2 separate regions of the Homo sapiens genome follow, and region 1 is linked to region 2. The links are chromatin contacts, found by Hi-C in ENCODE. All regions are on one chromosome and are shown on one strand. The core of a region is the stretch at or near the end of the contact, and the rest is flanking DNA. Distances in the headings are between cores, read along the strand shown. Region 1 overlaps LOC105375199 (a long non-coding RNA gene). Region 2 overlaps STEAP1B (STEAP family member 1B).

Region 1 (3,276 bases), core at 132-2,631, 3.5 Mb before region 2:
TGTGTCCACCGTTTTGTAGCTTAGCATGGTTTCTGGAACTTAGTTCATGTTCAACACATGTTAGTAGTAGTAGTAGCAGTAGTTGTTGTTATTAGTATTATTATTATAACTACATGAACCGGGCATTTTAAAATTTATTTCAATATTTAATTTAGAGAAGTACATGTATATATATTTTGGAGACAGAGTCTCACTGTATCTCGAGTCTGGAGTGCAGTGGCATGATCTCACTCAGCTCACTGCAACCTCCACCTCCCAGGTTCAAGCAATTCTCGTTCCTCAGCTACCCAAGTAGATGGGACTACACGCACCCACCACCACGCCTGGCTAATTTTTTTATTTTTAGTAGAGACAGGGTCTCACCATATTGGCCAGACTGGTCTCGAACTCCTGACCTCAAGTGATCTGCCCGCCTCAGCCTCCCAAAGTGTTAGGATTACAGGCGTGAGCCACTGTGCCCGGCCCTTGGCAAGGCTATGTTAAAACAAAGGATGTTATGGGTTACCTAATAACTTGACATAGTGTATTTTTTTGTTTTGTTTTGTTTTGTTTTTGTTTTTGTTTTTGTTTTGAGACTGAGTTTTACTCTTGTCGCCCAGGCTGGAGTGCAATGGTGTGATCTTGGCTCACTGCAACCTCTGCCTCCTGGGGCCAACCAATTCTCCTGCCTCAGCCTCCGAGTAGCTGGGATTACAGGTGTGCGCCACAACGGCCAGCTAATTTTTGTATTTTTAGTAGAGACGGGGTTACACCATATTGGCCAGGCTGGTCTCAAACTCCTGACCTCAGGTGATCCATCCGCCTTGGCTTCCCAGAGTGCTGGGATTACAGGCATGAACCACCGTGCCCAGCCCATAGTGGTAATTTCTTAATGCCTTTGTGGAACCAGCTCAGTGGTTGGGACACTTTTACAGGTGAGTGGGCTTTGAAGCATAAGGCTCTTCAGGGCAAGTCCCTTAGGAGCAGCCTTATAAAGACGTAAGGCAATGCTGACCTCTCTCGTGGCATGGGTCTCCCCTCTGGGCAGCAGCCCCTGCTGATGGCGGGGATAGTTCAGAAGGAATTTGGTGGCCGGGAACGTCCTCTGTGCTGAGCGCACCCTCTAGTCCTTTGCCATGCAGCTGTGGCGATTTGCGTAGCCTGTGCTATTTATAACTGCATATTTGCTCAGAAAGAACCATCTCATTTTCTGACTGCAGCTGCCCACACGGGTCTGGCCGCCGCTGGGGTTTTCCAGCAGGCCACCACGCCGCCACATCACTTGAGAGCATCTTCCGTGGGTTCTGCCTCGTTCTCCTGCCCTCATGACGTTCTGTGGTTTCACTTTGGCTCACTCATTCATCTCACAGCCATGCATTGAGCACCTACTATGGGCCAGACACTATCCAAGGCCCTCAGAAAACTGAGTGAGACACATGTGCTGCAAATCCCTCCCTCAAGTAGCTTGCAGGCTATGAGGAAGACTGATAGGCAATTTACTGTGCAGGTTCTTAGCCTTTGGTGTTAGTTTCTACCTTCTCTTCCTCTGTTTTCAAACCAGATCCTTGGCGGGAACCTGCCATGCCGCAAGCTTGTTTTTGTCTTTCCATTCACTGTCAAACTCTACCACGTGATTGCACCCACTCATTAAATGCCCTGCAGCCTGGCTTCCTGCCTAGATCACCAGTCACTCATACCGGCTACCCTCCCTTTACCCTCACGTTTCAGTTCTCTTTTGACTGTGAAGACCTAGTGTTGGACCCAGTGGAACACCTGTGTGTCTCCGCACGTGGCGCCCGCGCTGGCTAGCCTCACTCCTTTGCTCTGCTCCCTCTGACATGGGTTCTGTCACCTCCTCTTCCCTTGGGACCCAGGAGCCCTGACTTCAACCTGATCTTCCTTCTCTCCAGTTCCCAAACCCAGCCAGTCCCAGGCCGTCGTGTTCCCTCCCATCTCTGGAGGACTCATTTGGCAAGTGTCATGATTTACCTTGTGGTTTATCAAGGGGTACTGTTGATTGGTAGTTATTTTTGTCATCTCATAATTTGAGTTTTCATGCAGATTGTGAATGGTCCTTGTTCACAGAGCTAATAAGCAGTCCCTTCTGGCTGAATCTGCTGAGGACTGGCAATAGATATTTTCCCTTCTCTTTAGCTAGTTAGCTAGTGTGCCAGGCCTGGCCTGTGAGGCCATTCCTTCCCAGCTGTGCTGTGTAATGCAGGAGGCTGGCCCTTGTGGGCTATTTCTTAGGATCCGGTGTCAGCTGCTTTCTGGCTGGGTTTGGCCAATGGAAGGCACCAATGGGAACTGCATGGTGAGAAGAAGAGAGAAGCCACAATGTTTCTCCTTGCCCTTCCCTGTCTTGAATGGCATCTACAGCTCCAGCTCCTACCAATCAGGCCCCTGTGGTTCCAGCTTCTGCAGGGTGACCTGGCTTCTTCTGGCTTCTGGTAACACTGCTTCCTCCTTTGATCCTCCACTTTAGGGGCAGTATAGCTTCCTGTCCCTGCTCATCTCTGGGTTATGTCACCGTCTCCTAGTAACTGCTCAGCTTTGTTGTCTCCTGAGCAACCAAAATACTCAGAGTGGTTTCTGTTCCCTGGCTAGATTATGGCAGACATGGTTATTCCTGCCTTCTTCCCTTCCTTCCCTCTCTTCTTCCCTTGTTCCCTCCCTTTTTCCTTCCTTCCTTCCAATTAGTTATTTATTGCTGCATAACAAATTACTCTAAAACCTAGGCAATAAGCATTTAAGAGCTCACAGGTCCTGTAAGTAAGGAATCTGGGCACAGCCTAGCTGGGCACCTCTGGCTCAAGTTGTCTCATGCAGTCAAGCTGTTGGTAAGGGTTTTGGTCTTATCTGAAAGCATGACTTGTGAGGGGGCTTCATCCCCAAGATCACTTGCTTGGTGGTCCTCAGCCCCTTGCTATGTGGCCTCTCTGCAGGACACCCTTGTGATGTGGCAGCTAGCTTCCACCAAGGCAAGCGGTTATAGAAAGGGAGAAGGGGAGAGAAAGCCCGAGACAGAAACCACTGCCTTTTTATAGCCCAATCTTGGAAGTGGCATCTGATCTCTTTTTCTGTATTCTATTTGCTACAAGTGAAGTTAATAATAAGGCCAGCCCATATTCAAGAAGACACTACACAAGGGTATGAATACCAGGAGGTGTTGATAATTGGAGGTCATCTTAGAGACTTCTTGTCTTTCTTTCCTCCTTCTCAACCTACCTCCATCCCTTTCTTCTTCCTTCTGTTCCTTCCTTCTTCCCTCCCTCTCTTCCCTCCCTCCCACTCTTC
Region 2 (3,617 bases), core at 447-2,946:
AGGACCTTCTGTGCTTTTGGCTCCCAGGGAAGCAGCCTTCCAGCTGGGATATGCTAGATTGGGTGTATCTCAGAGAATTAATTTCCATATCCCAGACTTCCACATGTACTCTTTCCTAATAAGATTGGCCTCAGAACATGCCTGCAGGGAGATATCATGAGAAACATTCTTTTTTCCCATCTTGCTTTCTGTGTTCAAAAAAAAAGTATACCTCTCCTGATTTTATGCTGCATTGTCTAAAGTTGTCATATTTATGTTGTTCTGAATAATTTCTTCATAATTTTAATGATAAGCCAATCCAGAAGAAAAATTTTAACATCTAAAGTCTTAAGATTATAGCAAATTAAAAAAATTAATTTGACTAATATTATTACTACACAGAATTATAATAGAATGATAACATATTTTTAAGCGTGAGGTCCCTTAAAAATGAGGTAATATTGGGGAAATGAAATGGAAATATGAGTTCAAGGAAAAAAGTTCTATTAAAAGATCATTCATGTATTTTAAAATTTTAGATGATAAATATATCATTTCTATCTATATTCCTTTGGATAATGGAAAAATATAATTGGTATCTATATTCCTTTGGCCATATAGAAATGCATTCATTAACATTTTGTTGTAAAGTGTCAATATTGACTACGTGCCATAATTACATCTTTGCAACTATTTTAACACGGGAAGGGAAACTTGAAGTCTCATCTGAAAAAGGTTCAAGAGGATATGTAGGTTTCTAAAATTGTTTTAGGAGATATGAGAGTAAACAATGTTGCCTCGCTATGATAAACCATAGATGAATAATGACTAGATGAATGAATAAGCAAACCAGCAACTGAAAGCAAGAAATCCCTTCTAGGGTAAATACAACTGAAAGCAAGAAATCCCTTCTAGGGTAAATGAAACCAATATGGGTTGCATGACGTTTATCCAATGCCTTCATGTCTTTGCATCTCAATTGCTCATCTGTAAAAAGGAGATGGTGATAACTGTTTGTGAGCCTTAGATGAGGTCATGCATGTAAATGTGCTTTGCACCTGGCAGGTCCTCAGTAAGTGTTTGCCGAAGTACTAGGTGGCAATGCAATTTGGGTATATCCATCTCTTCCTGTCCTAAGGGATGCTGGTCAGTGTACCAGAAGTAAAACAAATTGGCTTCTATGGCTGCACACCAGGACAGGTCTTGATTACATGAAGGACCTTACTAAACACCCTTCCATCCTAACAAAAATATGTGGAGCATTTGACCATTGCACAGGGATGAGTTCCCACTTTACTCCCACAAATGTGATTTGTGTCAGCTTTGCCCTACAAATGATGTGTTTGTGGACATTCCATCTTTGGAATCTATTAAAACAGTCATTGTCAAGTATTTATTTAGAGTCAATAGAACTACTATGTATTATATAAAATATAAAACACAGGCAGCATGCTTCATGCCAAAGTGGTTACTGAATCTACTCTTTTATAAATATACAATATTGACTGATCTTCCAACCAACTGAATTACAAGCTGACCAGTACACACACAAGAAGTCATTTCTTTATAACAGTTGATGACAGGCCTCTGTCACCAAACTGTATTGGAAGTTGGCCTGGCATTTAATAAGCAATGGTGACCAATTAAGGAAGTGAAATGCTTGTGCAAAGTGCCTAATATAATAAGGTTTTTGCCCATTACTGAGACATCAGTGATGTCCCAGAAGAGAAAGTGACTCTGGTTACAAAGTGGAACCAGGCCATGCTAAATTAGAGCTGCTTCTATACTAAGGCTACCAGTCATCTTTAACATCAAGAGTGCTCACTGAGCTCTTCAGACATTTACCCTAAAACAAGAGATGAATTTTAAAATGAGTCTTTTGATGCTCTCTGGAGAGCAAACCCTTAAGCTATATTCCTATAAAAATTAAGAATCTCATTCCAGACCCCAATTAAACTAAAAAATATTGTAGAGAGAGACAGAAAAATCAAGTTTCTACAATGTGCCAGCCACTGGCTAAGTGTTTTCCCAGATACTGTCTCATTACTCTTCACAGCACCATTGTGGGGTGGGCAGCATTCCTTCCATTTCACAGATGAAAATACTGAGGTTCAGGGAGGGTTCAACTTGGGACCAGGCTTGAGTCGTTTACCTGAAACAAAACCCACATTCTTTCCCCTTCACCTTATTAACTCTAATCTTGGCTGAAAAAAGTGAGTGCTCAGAAAAATAAGGGTTATAGAAGTGAGATTAGCATTCATATTCCAATGGAAGTGTCCATCAGAGTGGTTCTAAATCTTGGCTACGCATTGGAATTGCCAGTATTCCAGGGTTTGCACAACTTGCTTGTAAGAAATCTTAGGGCAGTGTTTATCAACCTATAGCAGGCTTCAGAACCACCTGGAGGTTTGTTAAAACAGATTTTTGGGCCCTGTCCCCAAAGTTCCCGATTCTGTCTTTCTGGGGTTGGCCTAAGAATCTGTATTTCTAACAAATTTCCTGTGGCTCCAGGTTGGGGACCTCACTTTGTGAACCACTGGCATAGGGCATTGTCTTGCAAAGCGCAGTCCTGTCCCAGAGTATCCAGGTTGGAATTAGGGACTCAAATGCAGGTTCTTGGCCCTGGCCCAAATCTATAGGATCAGATCTCAGAGGGTAGGGACCGGGGATCTGCCTCATAAACAAGTGTTCCAGATGATTCTTTCACTTGCAGAAGCATGAGAACTGTCATCCAATGGGTCTTTGAACTCCTTCATCTCATATACAGCCCAGCTTTTAAATACTGTCACATTTTGAACGACAACTGCACAGCAGAACTGCATTTACAGTTGACCATTAGCTGCTGCTGTGACTTGCTTCTGGTTATTTAAAATGCCCACAAGGGATCTCTTAGCCCATGCTTCATAAATAAAGCCCAAAGAAGAAATATTTATTCATTCATTTTTTTAAAAACTCTCCAGTTGTCAAGTTTCCGACTCATCAGGGGGAAAGACTGATTAGTGGTTGTTTCATGCTTCCCCACACAAGTGAAATCAGGAGGAGAAAAGCATTCTATAAAAGAGCTTATTTCCCTTCCTCTTCGCCTCTCCTGCCTCCTCATTTACCCTTAGCTATTCAGTTTCATCAGCCCTTGTGAGAATATAGCTCTGACTTTGAGTTTAAAGGGGTTGGGCTGCTTGGAGAGCAGTGCCCTCCCTGCTGCTCTTGCATCTGGGAAGCTGGATCACCACGGGGACTTCCCCCAAGCCGGAAAAGGTCGACCAAATCCCCATTCAGAGGTGGAGGGCGGGAAGCCAGGCCCAGGCTCGGATGTACCCTGAAGAGGTGCAGGTGCTTCCCGCTGGCCTCCGCCCCTCAGCTGTGGGCTCCCAAGTGAAGCTGGCTGCCAAGAGGAGTATTTATAGCTGCCTTTGCTGGCCAGTTCCTGCCCGGTTCTCACAAGGCTGCCGGCAGATCCCAGCACGACTGGCTGACAAGACGAGGGGAGGATGGGAGGCCCAAAGGGGCATGGCCCAGCTGTCCTCCCTGAAGAGTTGCAGATGTCAGTCCCCTTGATCTGAAGTTAGAAATACAATGCGGTTTACAGGAGGAAGACATGAAGGTCATGTGAAGAGATTTCTCGCTGTTCTTCCACGGCT

What was found. A loop is a pair of places that touch in the nucleus more often than their neighbours do. Pooled maps may share reads with other maps.
Region 1: a loop to region 2 is called in a map with no recorded cell type, with 14 times the contacts of the local background. The contact joins two enhancer-like sites. A Hi-C loop is called at or near these places in 3 of 37 single-sample maps with no recorded cell type and 3 of 50 pooled maps.

The regions. Positions count from the first base shown.
Region 1 is chr7:25,966,721-25,969,996 of GRCh38, reverse strand. All of the region lies in intron 6 of LOC105375199 (a long non-coding RNA gene), which reads left to right. Among named protein-coding and RNA genes, the nearest start is that of MIR148A, 18 kb to the right of the region's middle. RefSeq lists enhancers at 1,000-1,439, 1,890-1,949. Within about 2 kb of position 1,381, at least 5 of the 41 ENCODE cell types and tissues checked have a DNase peak (open chromatin) inside an H3K27ac peak, as active enhancers do.
Region 2 is chr7:22,445,260-22,448,876 of GRCh38, reverse strand. The region is part of intron 4 of STEAP1B (STEAP family member 1B); the gene reads left to right. Among named protein-coding and RNA genes, the nearest start is that of STEAP1B, 53 kb to the left of the region's middle. RefSeq lists enhancers at 732-801, 812-861. Within about 2 kb of position 1,696, at least 2 of the 41 ENCODE cell types and tissues checked have a DNase peak (open chromatin) inside an H3K27ac peak, as active enhancers do.